2 separate regions of the Mus musculus genome follow, and region 1 is linked to region 2. A link is a loop called in an ENCODE intact Hi-C map of the cell type or tissue named here. Cell type or tissue: heart. All regions are shown on one strand.

Region 1 (8,000 bases), 62 kb before region 2:
CTTAAGACCATTTGCGCATCTTTCTCAGGAGAGAAAGAAAGGGTCCCAAACCCTGTGGGGTAGATCATCTGATTCACTCAGTGGATCTGGGTTCAAATCCTGTCTGTGTGACCTGAGACACATTGTTCTGTCTCTCTCCCTGCCTCCATTTACCCATCCACAGCGAGTCAGAGAGTATGCAGGATACATAGAAGACTCTTCAAATGCTCTGTTGAGCATCTCTTCCCAGAAAAGCTTGTGATGAAGCTGGAAAGCTCGGTAGAAGATACACAGTCCTGAAGCTGTCAGGGCTTATCGCCACCTCCGGGACCTTTGACAAGAGCCTGCCTGGGCTCCCCTGTGATGGGGACAGAGTAAGGGGTGCTGTATGGGTGACATAGCAACAGCTGTGTAGCTCGGGCTGGCCTTGAACTCATGATCTTCCTGCCTCAGCTTTCCTGAGCACTGGGATTTCAGGTGCACCACCCCTGACACACACACACACACACACACACACACACACACACACACACACACACACACTTCTGCCTTCTGAATAGGTGTGGCTATTCCACCCTACACGGAGAGGCCTGACACATAAACTGGTAACAGGATTCAGACTTGGATCCCATCTGAGAGACAGCTCCCTGTGCATTACAGGGTCCAGGAAGAGGGTCAGTCATGTCCAAGGTCGTCTGGGAGACACTAATCTCTGACTCTGCATTTGTCAATGCCTGAGGACTGTGGAAATGGCCCCTCTGATTAAGAGGCTGCCTTCTTTCTGTCCTATCCCGCCTCCCTCCTTCGCAGTCCCAAGTCCTCAGGAACACCCCCACACACACCCCCCACACCCCCCACCCACCCCCCGCTAGGAAGCATAGAGACCCACTACTCCTTTCCTTCAGACTACATCCCAGCCTGGGAAGCCACGCCCCATCCCAACAGATCGGAGACCGGCAGAACTAAGCGGTCCTGGGCATATTTCCAGTCACAGAGCTAGGGGTTAGCAGCCTGGACCGAGCCGCATCATAGTCCTTGCCGCAGGAAGTCTGTTGGGAATAGGATTCTGGCATCTGCTGGGAACCATCCCTGTTTGCACGCACTAGGTTCTATGGAAAAACCCAAACCTTGCATCAGTCGGCTTTGGTAAGGAACCTCTTTCAACTTCTCTAGCTTTCCCCGCCCGTTATTTGACTCATCCCCCAACAGTCCCAGGAGACAGGGGAGAGCAGGTTTCCGGTCCCTGTTGCATGGATGCAGAGCCGGGCAGGAAGAGGTTTCCAACAATGAGTCAGGGGTCAGAGCTGGCAGCTGCCCAGGCGGGCAGGTCACAGGTACAGCCACAAGTGCTGGAGGCTGATCCCAGGCTGCCAGTCTTCAGTGAGTCTTCAGTGAACAGTCTTCAAGTCTCTGCCTCCCAAATATCTGTGGGAAAGGAAGGAAGAAAGGAAGGAAGGGAGGGAGGGAGGGAGGGAGGGAGGGAGGGAGGGAGGGAGGGAGGGAGGGGGAGGGGGGAGGAAGGGAGGGAGGGAGGAAGGGAGGGAGGGAGGGAGGCAGCCAGGCGGGGCTGGGGGATGGCTTAGCGGTTAAGAGCACTGACTGCTCTTCCGAAGGTCCTGAGTTCAAATCCCAGCAATCACATGGCGGCTCACAACCATCCATAATGAGATCTGACGCCCTCTTCTGATGCGTCTGAAGACAGCAACAGTATACTTAATAAATAAATCTGAGAGAGAGAGAGAGGGGGAGAGAGAGAGAGAGGGGGGGGGGGAGAGAGAGAGAGAGAGAGAGAGAGAGAGAGAGAGAGAGAAATGGAGGCAGGCAGGCAGTTAGCTTCAAACTCTGGATCTACAGATATCATTTCTAATGCAGAAAATGTGAGATCCCAAAGAAACTCGGGACAAGTGTCACTTGGTACCTGTGGCTCCTCCCACACTTCTCACCCCGCCCCCTACCCGAAACCCCTCCAGCGCAGAGTCCGAGCTTGGCTTCCCTTCCCCGCAGCTTCCCGTTCCCATATAAAAGACTTGGGCCAGTCACTCTTTTGGTCCTCTCTTGGCCTCTTTGTCCTCCACTCCTCTCTTGGTCTGCTTCCTGTTTCTCCTCTCTCTCCCTCCCAGCCTCCTCTCTCGACCCCTCATGGCCCCGTTCAGTCTGTATCCTTCCAGGTGCCCCTGGCTGTGGTATGCTATTCCTCTCATCTACCATAAAACAGTTCTCCCTCAACCTTACCTAGGAGTGGGTGTGACCTTATTTTGGTTCAGAAAACATAAGTATGAATCCAAAGGGGAACAAAATGGGCCGCAGGAGGCATCCTTACAGTTCATGGATGCTATCCCTTCATGGATTGGGTGAGTCTTAGTGACTAATGGGGCTTAACGTTTTAGCTACTCTTGTTTAAATTTCGATTTATTTATGTGTGTGTATGTTTTGTCTGCATGGATGTTTATGCACAGCGTACATGCCTGGTGTCTGCAGAGGCCAGAGAGGGTGTCAGATCCTCTGGACCTAGAATTACGGACCCTAGTGAGTAATTGTATGGTGTGCTGGGGAAATTGAACTGTGGTCCTCTGGAAGATCCAGTGCTCTTAGTTGCTGAGCAATTATTTAAATTTCTACAACAATCCAATACTACTTCTGTCAGCCTTACTGAGCAGATTCAGTTATCTGAGGCTCAGAGAGGTTAACCAACTTATGTAAGCACACACAGCCTAGACCTTGTTCCAACAGGCCTGATACACCAGGGAAGGCAAGAAAGGGCTTAGAACTTCTCTCCAAACAAGTGCCCCAGCGCGTGCACGCCCACGTGTGGCTGCCCAGGTGTGTCTGAGGGTTGGCACCCAGTCCCCATGTGTCTGTCAGTGCTTGCGGGGGTGGAGGGATAGGAGCGGAACAGAACAACTGTTGCCTGGGGAATAAAATCAGAAGAGCAGAACTGCAAAGAGGGGGAGGGGTCTTCAGGCATGTGTGAGTAAGAACCCCCAACCCCACCCCATATGCTTAAGGTCCTGGGTATTCCCCCAGCTGACCCTGGAAACCCAGGGTTGGAGAGGGACAACCGCTGCACCTCCCCCCATCTCTGCACCAACTCCTGTCTTCACCCCCACCCCACCTCCCGCCCAAGAACCCGCAGACAGGCCGGTCAGCACGTTTGCCTGGGATTGCCCCATCAGCTCCTAGATCTTCCTCACGTTGCACACAGCGTGGGGCGTGGCCGCCGAGGTCGTCCCGGGACCTGGATCCCCCCAGCCTCCTCAGCCTGAGTCCCAGGCGGCCCATTAACCAGGCAGCCAGCGCCTTCTCCCAGACGCCTCTGAGGGCTGCTGCCCTTTGCTCCTGCTGCCTAGCAGACAAACGAGGGAAATGGAGTTAGCCGGTGGCCCGGCAGGAAACAATCGCCCTTTGTGTTCTTCAGCAACTTGGGGGGTGGGGTGGTGGTGAGAGGGGGTGGCAAGGGGACGTGACTCCTGCGGGGATTTCTAAGCTGCATGGGGCACCCCACGAATGCCTGCACCCTCCTGCTAGGTCTTGCTACCTCCCAGGGCCAGGCATGGAGGGAGGGGGAGAGAGCAGAGACGCTTCACAAATTCTTGTTAGAACGGGTGTCCACAGACTTCTCCAGATGGGAGCAGGTGGCTTAGGTTTAGGGTTCTACCGCTGACATTTGATTTGGGACCCTACCTTTGCTGCGGGTTTGCTGCTTCACTTGGGCAAATCTCTTGACCTCTGGGTGGCAATTCTGTAAATTTACCATAGGGCAACTCAAGGCACAGAGCAGGCTTTGGGTTCCACTTGGACACCCCACCCCACCTCCAATGCTGGGAACGGAATCCAGGACTTCATATAGGCTAGGCTTTATAATCTATGCCCTCAGCCTGGGGCTATGATTTAAAACCATGTCACAGGAATATGTCGTGGTCACCTATAGCATCCAGTTCAAAGCCTTGGGTATTCACCACCCGACCCAGCCTCTCCATCACCTACACTCCTGAATAAGTCTGAGACTTCCTACACCTTCTCGAACGCTATTCCCTTTGCACAGAAAGTTTTTCTGTACCTCAATCAATTGGCTCCTCGTAGAGATGGCCTTTTTAGCCAGGCGGTGGTGGCGCACACCTTTAATCCCAGCACTTGGGAGGATTTCTAAATTCAAGGCCAGCCTGGTCTACAAAGTGAGTTCCAGGACAGCCAAGGGCTATACAGAGAAACCCTGTCTTGAAAACAAACAAACAAAGAGATGGCCTTTTTAATGTCACCATTGCAGACAAAGACTTTTCACAAAACTGCTTTCGTTCAGGGGTCCTGGTTCCTGCTTCCCGATCTTTTCCTCCAGAGCCCCCCCTCTCTGCACAGGAAAGTCTGTAAAGGAGACACGGTGTGTTTTCCGTCCCTCTCCCCAGGTGCCTGGGATACAGTAAGAGTTCAGTTAACACCTTGGAAAGAAGGGATATGTGACTGACTGATGCAAATCAATCCCAGCTGGCCACCAGCATAGACTGTCATTTATGACGTTAAGGGGACTGGGATACAACTCTACGTGCCTGGCATGCACTGCAAGCAAGCAGCCAAGCAATCAATCAAGGGGTATTGAATGTACCTCTAAAAGCAAAAACAAAAAAACTCACTTTCTTTGCTTGTATTTGTTTGTGCATATGTATGTGTGTCCATGTGTACAAATGGGGAGAAGCACATGCGTTGTGTGTGTTTGTGTGTATGCGTTTGTGTATGTATGTATGTGTGTCTGGGTGAGGTGTGTCTGTGGTGTGGCTGTGTGTTTGTGTGTGTGTGTCTATGTATATGTGTGTGTGTCTGTGTGTGTTTGTGTGTGTATCTGTGTCTATGTGTATGTGTGTGTGTTTGTGTATGTGTGTCTGTGTGTATCTTGTATAAGTTGTGTCTATGTGTGTGTGTCTATGTATCTGTGTGTCTATGCGTGTGTGTCTGTATGTGTGTATCTATGTGTCTATGCGTGTGTGTGTGTGTCTGTCTGTCTGTGTGTCTGTGTGTGTCACAGCCAGAAGTTGACAGAGTCCTCCTCATTTACTCCTCACCTTCTTCCTTTCTAGGGGAGAGGTCTCTCCCTAGGACCTGAGGCTCAGCAATTAGGCTGAGTTCCGGATCCTGCTGTCCCTACCTCCCCAGCGGGTTACAGACAAAGCACCTGGCTTTTTCTGACTTCTTCCATCCAGCTCTGATCTTTATGCACATTTTACCAACTGAACACTCCCAAATTTTGGCTTTTTTTTTTTTCCTGATAAGGTCTTATGTAGCCCAGGTTGTCCTAGAATATATTACATAGTCAGAGCTAGCTAGCTACATAGCAGAACTCCTCCTGTTTCTCTTGTCTCAGCCTCTCAAGTGTTTCGTATGCACCACCATGCCTAGCTTGCATGTATCTTAAACATAAGTCAAAGGGCTTGCTATCAAAAAACTCAAGAGCTATAGCTCAGGGGTTAGAACGTCTGCCTTATTGTGAAATACAATAAATAATAAAAGTAGATTTTAAAGAAATACGATTTAAAATAAGACAGTACACATTAACCTAACCACTCCACTCTGGTAGAACATTTACCTACCATGCCCCAGACTCTAGGTGTAAACCCTGGTACCAAAAGAAGAAAGCCTGGTATAGCAGGGCATGGCTATAATCTCAGCATCCCAGAGGCAAGGCTGGAAAATCATCGTGAGTCCAAGACCAGCCTGGACTACAGCTAAGAGAAGGGAATACAGACAGGACAGGGTCATGAGTGACTGTCCTCCAAGCCAAGCAACCACCGTCTTGGGGCATTCCGCCATACCCCTTTGCAAAAGATTATCCCAGTGGGGCTTGTCAAAGGTCTGCACACTCAACAGAGAGGAATAGAGAGGACCAGTGGACCCTCACTTGAGTATACATGCTTTAGTCACCTGTTTTGGGGGGTTTTGTTTTGTTTTTGTTTTTTTCTATTTTCTTTTTTTTTAAATATTTATTCATTTATTATATGTAAGTACACTGTAGTTGTCTTCAGACGCACCAGAAGAGGGCAACAGATTTCATTACAGATGGTTGTGAGCCACCATGTGGTTGCTGGGATTTGAACTCAGAACCTTCAGAAGAGCAGTCAGCACTCTTAACCACTGACCTATCTTGCCAGCCTTGTTTTTGTTTTGTTTTGTTTGAGACAGGGTTTCTCTGTATAGCCCTGGCTGTCCTGGAACTCACTTTGTAGACCAGGCTGGCCTCAAACTCAGAAATCTGCCTGCCTCTGCCTCTTGAGTGCTGGGATTAAAGGCGTGTGCCATCACCGCCTGGCTCAGTCACCTGTTTGTTGCAACTCTGTCTTCATTCTGTTTACCCTGCAGAGTGGTTAGAAGAGGCCTTGGGATGGCATGGGGATAGGAATTCCTCAGGTCATATGGTAAGGCTTTCTAGGTGTGGCCTTATGGGAGGAGCACACACACCTCTGTAAGGAACTCTCAACGAGTCTAGATAAAGAAGCCAAATAAACTCACGGGGTCTTCCAAAGTGAACTTTAGTGGATTTGTGTCTTGGTTTGTCTTGGGATCTGAGGAGTAAATGTTGTTGCCTGTCTCTTTCTGGGAAGGTTTTTAAGCAACAAAGAGCAAGCCTGGTTGCTCCAAGAGGACAGTGGAGATGTTGTCCCAACCTGTTGTGCGCAGGAAACCCCACTTAAGGACTGTCCCCTGGTGAGTGTCCTCTGGCTCAGGAGCTGCTTCTGAGCATAGTAACTATGGTGCCACAGTAGCTACCCAGTGTGGATGAGAACACACAGCTAACAATGAAGTGGCAGGCTGACACCCAACAGCCATTTTCACCTGTGGGCTATCACCCGAGCTCCTGGGTGGCTGAACGTGGCCTAGGACAAGGGTGGGTCCAGCTGGCTCACACCAGGGCTGTGGACACAGGCTGGGCTGTAGGACATATACAACATAGCAGGTGTCTCCAGCTTGCACATTAACCCACTGTCTGTCTCACATAGCTCCCACAAGACCTGGAACAACTGGCTTAGACCAACTGGGCCAGGAAAGAAAGGCTGCCAAGGCTTGGGGTCATCTGTCTGGGCTTCTGTCCCCTTGGGTGCAATGCTTGCTGCTGGTCCAGAGGCAAGGATGTGCAAACCTTTGGCCTGCTGCCGTTTAGTTAACGTTGAGGGTTGGTTGGTAGAGTGCTTGGCCCTGGGTTTGGTCCCTAGCACTGAATGAACTGGGCGTGGTGAGGTATGCCCTTATCCTAACACTTGGGAGGTGGATGTAGAGGAATCAGAAGTTCAAGGGCATCCTTGGCTACACAGTGAGCTCAAAAGCCAGCTAGGGCGACTTGACACTCTGTTTCAAAACAGACAGGGATCAAAGTTAGCGCACAGAGCAGCAAGCTTCATTGTTCATTCTTATTGCGTGACCTACTGCAAGCACCTTCTCACCTCACCCTGGTCTCTCTCCAGCCCATCTCAGAACCTGTTTAGCCCATCTGGGAAGTCATGGGTGACTCTCTGTTCTGAAGTCACCTAGTTGAGTTGTCGGTGATTTCATGTGACCCTATCCCTCTGTGCCTAAATGAGACAGTACATAGGGAGAGATTAGAGTCCTCTGACACACGGTGTCTTGTCATCTGTATGTTCTGGCTACTACCCCCGTGGCTGAGATAACTAACAAACCCTCTTCCTGCAACTCTGATGGAACCTTAAGGTTAGTTGTCTTGAAGAAAACAAGGCAAGAATAAGACTGGACCTTGACCCTAGAAATTCTGGGGTAGTAGCCTAATGGGGTTCATGGTACTACTGACTTCTCTGGCTCCCTCTAACCCAACTAAATCCACTTCTAGACAGTCTTTCCCAACACATGCTCCTGGCAGCTGTCACCAGCAGAGGCACTGGGCAAAATGTCAACAGTGCTGCAAAATACGTTGGGACTTTATCTGACCCCTGGCTTCCATCCCAACCAGAAACACACTGGCTGAAACTTGCTGGCGAGCTGGAGCAAGCCCGGGGCTGGGGGCGGAAAGCAGTCTGGGTCACTGGCTG
Region 2 (8,000 bases):
TGAGGCATGCTCACAGGTGTCTAGTGTGCACCAGAACCTTCTGAAGAGGCTACCCAGGGTGTTCTTACAAAGGAAAAAAAAAAAAAAGCCTTGTCTGGGGACCATGAGTGCCTGAGCCTGGGTGTGCCTTCATCCTGTTACAATTTGGCTTCTTGGAGCTCAAGACACTTTTTTTTTCCCCCATGGAAGCAGTGCTGTGAGGACTGGTGTGGCCACCGCAGTGGCCAAGTTCATCCAGGCTACAGCCGAATTAATTCTATGTTTCAGTGCAGTTGTGTATGAATCAGGCTTCTGTGGGCCAGCCTGGAAAGCCACAGGAAAGTGCAAAAAGCACGGGAGGGTGTGCCCACCTGGGAACTTTTGCCCTCAGCACAGCTGCCTGACTCGGGGCAAGCAGAAAGTTGGGAGGGCCGTTTCCAGCCATGGTGGGTGCTAGTGGTCTGGTCCTGCAGGACAAGACCCCTGTTGGGCTGTTTTTGAGACAGAAAGTGCCTTGTGGGAGCATGTGTTAGTTTTCACTGGGGAAATCTTAGCCCTGCGCCCCACCTCCCTCTGCTTTCATCCTTTTGGAGAAAGGGTCTCATGTAGTCTAGGCTGGCCTCAGATTCTCTATGTAGCTAGGGATGACCTACAATTCCTGATTCTCAGTCATCCACCTCCCAAGTGCTGAGACCACAGGTGTGCACCATCCTGCCCTTATCTCTCCCCTCCCCTCCCCTCCCCTCCCTTCCCCATTCACTCATCAAGGTCTAGGTTTCATTCCCACCCCTAACGGGAGGAGGCACCATGGGTAGCTGAGAATTACTTGGGCAGCAGTGTTAGAGACGTGAAGCAACTGTTCGTTCAGCAAGCATTTACCCTGTGTGTGCTTGGCACCGTACCCTTCTTTCTTTCCGTCCTTCTTGTTGAAGGTTTATTTTATGTATGAATATTTTGCCTGCACGTACGAGTGCACACCAGAGCCCATGGAACTGGAGTTCCAGATGGTTTCGAGCCACCACGTGGATGCTGGGAATCAAACCTGGTACTCTATGAGAGCAAGTGCTTTTAGCCACAGAATCGTCTCTCCAGAACTTCATAGAATTGGAGGCAGGAACAATTATGAATTTTCTAAGAATTCATAATTGTGTGTGTGCAAGTGTGTTAAGAACAGTTAGTAAACTTTCTACTAGATTTTTTTTATTTATTATTTTTTTAATCTACTAGATTTTTTTGTTTGTTTGTTGTTTTTAAATAAAGATAGAGGGCCAGTAATCCCAGCAGTTAGGAGGTGGAGGCAGATGGGTTCAGAGCCAGCCTGGTCTACATAGTGAGTCCCAGGACAGCCAAGGCTGTGTAGAGAGACCTTGTCTCAAAAAACCAGACAGACAGACAGACAGGCAGGGTCTTACATATCCCAGACTAGTCTAGGACATGCTAAGTAGCTGAGGATGATTTCGAACTCCTGACCCCTCTGCCTTCGTTTCCTGCATTCTAGCATTGCAGGTGTGTCACCATGCCCACTTACTGAAGTGCTGGGGGCTCATGCATGCTGGGCTAGCACTCTATGGGACTGTTGTTCTTTGAGACAGTGCTTCACTATATAACCAGGCCTACCTTGAACCTGAGGTCCTCTGTCCTCGGCCCCTCCCAGGTATAGAGCTAGGGTTACAGACATGAGCCACCACGCCCGACTGTCCACTAGTTATTCTGAAACATGCAATTAGGTTATGCCGTCCATAGCTGTCCTACTTGTCTCAGAACATCGGCTCCATCCCTCCTACCCAACTGCACCCCTGGACCCTTCAGCCATTCTCGGTCCATCCCTCTTTACCTCTTACTGCCTCTTTGGACTTTAGCTTACAGACCTCTTCCTCAAGGAGATGCTCTTGGGTCTCCAGTGTTAAGTCTGTGTATACACCCAGCCCTCTGGGCTCCCTTGGGACAGTGGTCCTCCACCTTCCTAATCTGTGACCCTTTAATACGGTTCATCATGTTGTGGTGACCCCCCCTAACCACAAAATGATTTTTTGTTGCTACTTCGTGACTGTAACTTTGCTGTTATGAATCATAATGTAAATACCCGATATGCAGGGTATCTGATATATGGTCCATGTAAAAAGGTTATTTGACCCCTCACCAAAAGATCAGGACCCACAGGCTGAGAGCCATTGCCTTAGGAAACTCAGGAACCCAGGGGGATTATTGTTCTTGATTGCCTGTCTGCATTTCCAGCAGACCGTGATGTCTCAGAGGGGCAGAGTCCAAGGGCGCTTTCCTTTGTTGTGTACTTGACTTTGGCAGTTGCCTGGCCATTGTTCCAGCTTGGTGCAGAGCAGGTGTTCAGTGTACAATCAGTCCTTGGCTGGCCCTTTGCCTGGAGCAAAGGGCTTCCAGTCAGGGATGTTAAAGGACTGCACACAGAAGGCAGACACTGTGACCAGACAGGATGCAGTGACTTGAAAGGGAGGGATGCAACTGTTTTTTTTTTTTTTTTAATGATTTATTTTTAATAGCATTGGTGTTTTGCTTGTGTGTATGTCTGTGTGAGGGTGTCAGGTCCCCCGGCTCTGGAGCTACAGAGTTGTGAGCCGCCATGTGGGTGCTGGGAATTGAATCCAGATCCTCTGGAAGAGCAACCAGTGCTCTTAACTGCTGAGCCATCTCTCCAGGTCCAAGAGAAGGGTCAAAAATCCTCTCTGAACCCAGAGCCTCTGCTGTGACTTGGCTATGGTTAAAGTCTGTGTCCTGGAAGCATGCTTCGTAAAGTAGTGGCGTGGTAAGGCCCTTAAGGGCCTGGGTAGGGCGTTGGGCTCAGTTGGCAGACTTTGCCTTCTATGCAGGAGGCCTTGAGTTCAATCCCCAGTAGCACACAGAGCAGTCGTGCTGGCACACACCTGTGCCCCCAGCACTTGGAAAATGCAGGCGGGAGGATCAGAAGTTCAAGGTCCCCCTCAGCTTCATGCTCCATTTGGAGTCAGCAAGGGGCACGAGAAATTGGGTGTCAAAAAAAAAAAAATCAATAAACACACACACAAGTCAAACATTCATGCAATTAAAAAAAAATCTCTAAACAAACAAAGTGCTACAACTAACTAGGGCCTGGAGATGGGCTCAGTGGGGAAGGGCGCTTGCTGAGCTCAGATCCCTGGCATCCAGGAAGAAAGTGAAGCGTGGTCCTGTGCACCGCAGTGCTGGTAAGGTGGACCAGAAGCAATGGCATCCCTGGGCAGGCTGACCTGCAGCCTAGAATTGGGGAGTGGGACACACCCACAACACAGAGAGACTCCATCTCGGGAGTAAGGAGACTGTCAGAGGACACCTGATGACTACAGTCATCCCTGGAGCCCTGGAATCCATGGTGGGAAAGAGAAAAGAGACTCCCACAGTGGTCCTCTGTCCTCTCCATGCACACCAATGGTGTGCACATAAACACACACTAACTAGATGCAATAAAAAAAAGAGAGAGAGAAAGAAAGCACCTACTGGCAGGCCGGGTAAGGCCTTGCATTCTATCTGTAAGCACTGCCGTGGCAGAAAAATCAAATACACAAATAAACAAACACCACCCCACTCAGAAGGCTTGTATTCCCAAGTATCTCTGGAGAACTTGGCGGTCAAAGGTTCATTACCATGATGGTTTAACATTAGCTCCCAGCATCCAGAAGACAGGAAAACATAGAGATGCTGGCTAGTTATTTCCTGAACTTCAAGGATGTTTTGTTATGTGCGACACCAAGAACCCTGGGAGAATCTATGGAGGTGGCTGGGGACCACACTATAGCAGCCAGAGGTAGGAGAGACAACACTGTAGGGAAGCCAAGGCCTGTGAGGTCAGGCACTAGGACCCAGAGGCTGAGAGGGGAGCAGCCCCCGCAGGGTAAGTTCAGAGCCAGAACACAATGTTCTCAGCTCACCCACAGGAAACCCTGAAGAAGAGAACCGCACATGGCCTCTGCTGGGTGTGTTCTACTCTTGGCCTTTTATTCTCTCCCTTAACCTCGGTCCTCACTTTCACATCCTGTAACCTGCAAAGCCCACACACCCCACCCTTCTGAGCTGGTCCCAGGCCCCAGGAGAGCAATCAAGTCAGGAAGCCCAGGGTCTCTAACCTTGGTTTCCTGAATGGACCTTTGTGGCGGAAACTTTTTATAGTGCAGGAGGCAGGCTCAGACAAAGCCGCGCTTCTAGCTTTGGTGAGGGGAAACAGCTGATGGCTCTGTGCCTCCTCCTCCCTTCCTCCCCAAGGCCAGGCCCCACCTGAGACCAGTGAGGACAGCCACCTTTGCAGCATAGGTCACCCTGGGGAGCTGGGGCCACGTTTGCATCAGAACACCCTGTGATGTGGTTCCTAGTTTTTATTTCCACAAATGCTATGATATGTTGTCCCATAGTGCTATTTTTACTGAATTAAGAAAAAACAAAACACCAAAAGAACAGCAAATGTCTGCAAAACCAGCAGGCCTGGGACAGGGAAGGACAAGGTGAACTTCCTTTCCTGCAGCCTGCTATCTTGGTTTGTGGTCTGGTGTCCCTCACCCCCCAGATGCTATGTTCAGTCTTACTGTTTGCCTCTGTGTCTGTTCACTTCTTTGAGGCAGTGTCTCTAGGGGCCTGGACGAGCTGCTATAACCCATGGTGATAATGATGTGTCGCTGTCTCCCCCAGCACTGTTCTGACAGCCATGAGCCATAACAGCTGGCTATGTGAGTTTGTTGGGTCACAGAAGCACAGCTCTGAAACCTCTGCCACTTATTCTGGTGTTTTCTTAGTGACTTCTTCAAACATATGGCTACGCACTGGCCTTCTGGACCCAAGGATGAACACAAGAGAGCCCAGCAAGCTCCAAAGAAGTGCTTGCTAACTGTGCCGGTGTGTGTGCGCGTGTGTGTGCGTGTGCATGCGTGTGTGTGTGTGTGTGTGTGTGTGTGTGTGTGTGTGTACGCCACAGGACAGGAACAGAGCTGTGACAGGTTGCACTTGTTACTTCTTCATTTTGTGAGGCTGGCCTTGAACTTGTTACATAGCTGAAGGTGACCTTGAAAACTTGACCTTCCTACCTTTCCATCTTTCCATCCTGAGTGCTGCAGTTATTAGTACATGCTTGGGGCTGAGCCCAGGGTCTTGTGCATGCCAGTCAAACACTCTACAAGCTAAGCCATATCATCCAAGTCCCATTTTTGGCTTCTGTTAAACATACATTTTAAGCCAGATGGGGGTGGCTTTAATCCCAGTACTCAAGAGGCAGAGGTAGGCAGATCTCTGAGTTTGAGGCCAGCCTGGTCTACAGAGTGAGTTCCATGACAGCTAGGGCTACACAGAGAAACCCTGTCTGGAAAAAAACAAAAAACAAAAAACCACAACAAAACCTATGTGTGTGTATATTTTATATATATATTATACTATATATAATATACATATATATATATATATGTATATAACACATACACACACACACATATATAATGTGTATGAGTGATGAGTGTTTATCCAAGTGTCTGTTTGTATACGGTGCTAGTGGAAGTCAGAAGAGGATATTGGATCCACTAAAACTGGAGCTACAAATGGTTGTGAGCCACCCTGTGAGTGCTGGGAACCAAAACAACCCATTGCTCTGCAAGAACCGTACCTGCCCTTCCGTGCTGAGCCATCTCTCTAGTCCCCCCTCACCCCATTTCTGGCTTCTTTTTGTTGTTGTTGTTGTTGTTGTTTTTCAAGACAGGGTTTCTCTGTGTAGCCCTGGCTGTCCTGGAACTCACTCTGTAGACCAGGCTGGCCTCGAACACAGAAATCTGCCTGCCTCTGCCTCCGGAGTGCTGGGATTAAAGGCATGTGCCACCACGCCCAGCTCCTTTCTGGCTTCTTTATGGCCTGCATGTGAATCTCTGTGGGTCCTCACTCCAGTCCTGTAAAGAGATTCAACTAGGTTTTAGGATGCTGTTGTGAGAATTTTCTCCTGGGGGAGAGAAGGACACACACACACACACACACACACACACACACGCCCCAAGTGTAGTGTATTATTAAATCTTCCCCCCTCTTCATAAGGTCTCAATAACACAGTTGGATTCCACTGAGGTTCCCCCTGGGAATCAATGTGTATTAGGGTCACTTACAGAGCATGGGTAAGGTGGGTTACAGGCATGATCCTGGGTGACCCTAAGGCCACATCACTAGAAGGTCTGCACACAGCATGCTCGATGGCCTTCCTAAGCAGTATAGAATCTCCCCCCCCCCCCAGCCTGTGTACTCCAGCCCCTCCGGAGAAACACAGAGGTCACCTGCAAGTAGGGCAGAACTGCAAACAAATGGCTGGGGGGAGTGGCTGGGTGCTTGAGTGAGGGTCCCAGGATGATCTCCACCTCAGCTCCCACAACAGCATCCTAAAACCTAGTTGAATCTCTTTACAGGGATCTCTAAACAGTTAACGGAGGCAGCTGTGATGATCTTTTGCAAGCTGGCCCAGCAGAACTCCAAAGATGGCTCAGAGTCCTGCATAGCAGCTGCCTGCCTCGGGCAAGCAGCTCCTGGAGAAGTCCAGCCAAGGCCCTGAGCAAGAAAAGTCGGTGGTTCTTAGTGTTTTCCACCTTGCTGGGTGATTGTGTATGAATTTCTCATCCAAAGCTTCCGTGGCCTCATTTAAGGACAGCTGAGGGCAAGATATCACAGCAGGAAAGGGTGCTTGTTGCTAAGTCTCACAATTTGAGCTCAATCCCTTGCATACACACGGTGCAAGGAGAAAACTAAATCCTCCAAGTTGTCTTCTGCCCTTCACATGCAAGCTACACACACACACACACACACACACACACACACACACACACACTCGCAGAGAAGTGTCATAGTTGTTTTGATTTAGAGAGAGCTGGGCTGGACACTCCTAACAGGTGTTGAAGTGTGTCTTTCTGAAATTCTCCTGTGGAGGTGTCGGAGCCCTAAGCCCAGGAATTTGGGGCTGAGCTAGATCTTGACAGAGGTAGTCAAATGCAAATAAAGCCCCCCACAGGTTCCTAATGCATTTGTCCACACAAAACAGGGTGTGCTCCAGAAAGGGACTCACTCACTGTCGGGCGGGGGGGGGGGGGGGGGGGGGGGGGGGGGAGGATAGGAGTGCTTGCCCAGCAAGCATGAAGTCCTGGGCTTGGTCCCCAGCATTGCATAAGCTGGGCAAGGCTCAGGAGGTTGGTGGCAGGAGGATTACAAGGTCATTGTCAATAACAAATTGAATTTGAGGTCAGGCTTGGTCACATGAGACTCTGGAGGTGTGTGTGGGTCACTCTAGACCAGAGCCTTCCCTTCTGCCTTCTGAAGGGTCCTTACTGATACACGAATTGTGGACTTGGTGAGTTAAAATTCTGCTGTGTAAGCAGGTCAGCCTGTGGCATTTTGTTAGAGAAGCTCCAACTAACATTGTCCCTATGTCCCTTGAAGTTCCCAGGCCATGACTCTTCCCGGCCATCCCTGCCATGCCTTTGTGGTTTCCTCCCAACCGCATGGCGTTTCTTTTACCTCTTTCTCAGGGAATAAATGACATGTGTGGGAAGTCCCTGGCACGATGCTCCATATGTAGTCACGCCTTTCTATGTTAACCAGGATGAGTGTCCCTAGTGTTCCCAGAGCTTGGGTACCACTGGTTCCTACCCATCCTCTATGCTAAAATGAGAGACATGGCTTCCAGCCCAGGGGCTTGTCTTTGTTATTGAAGGCTCTTCCTTCCCACCTCAGCACCTTTGAAATCTAAAAGTACCCAGCTGGCACTTGCCAGGGCAGAACTCTTTAATGGAAGCTTATTTTGGCCACAGAGCCAGCAGACTTAGAAAAACTCAAAATGGGAAGTGGCTTCACTGTCCTTGGGTAAGAACCTCTTCTGTGCTGGTGGCTGGCTTGGCTTTTCAGGGTAAATTGGCACTGCAGGCCTCTGGGATTAAAGCCTGGGTGTTCCTAGTAGCTTAGTGAGGACTCCTGTGGCTGTCAGGAGTTTATAATTGCAGACTATAAACTTAGGTCCTCTCCTTCCCTCA

Evidence for each region. Peaks named below come from ENCODE experiments on the same cell type or tissue, not always from the same donor. Only the 100,000 strongest peaks of a DNase experiment are listed, where the experiment ranks them.
Region 1: it touches region 2 in a loop (2.7-fold over the local background); 3 of 42 quality-filtered maps call a loop at or near these places.

The regions. Positions count from the first base shown.
Region 1 is chr10:59,908,488-59,916,487 of GRCm38, forward strand. It overlaps Gm40673 (a long non-coding RNA gene), which reads left to right and starts at 960. Exons shown (of 3, transcript XR_871747.2): 1 at 960-1,125; 2 at 6,564-6,666. In heart, a CTCF peak has its summit at 7,854; DNase peaks (open chromatin) are centred at 1,084, 3,264, 7,004 and 7,884; H3K4me3 peaks cover 2,242 bases; H3K27ac peaks cover 4,564 bases.
Region 2 is chr10:59,970,400-59,978,399 of GRCm38, forward strand. No RefSeq gene overlaps it. Among named protein-coding and RNA genes, the nearest start is that of Ddit4, 23 kb to the left of the region's middle. In heart, no CTCF peak of the experiment used is centred here; DNase peaks (open chromatin) are centred at 192, 2,332, 4,012, 4,602 and 4 weaker places; H3K4me3 peaks cover 608 bases; H3K27ac peaks cover 4,047 bases; H3K27me3 peaks cover 364 bases.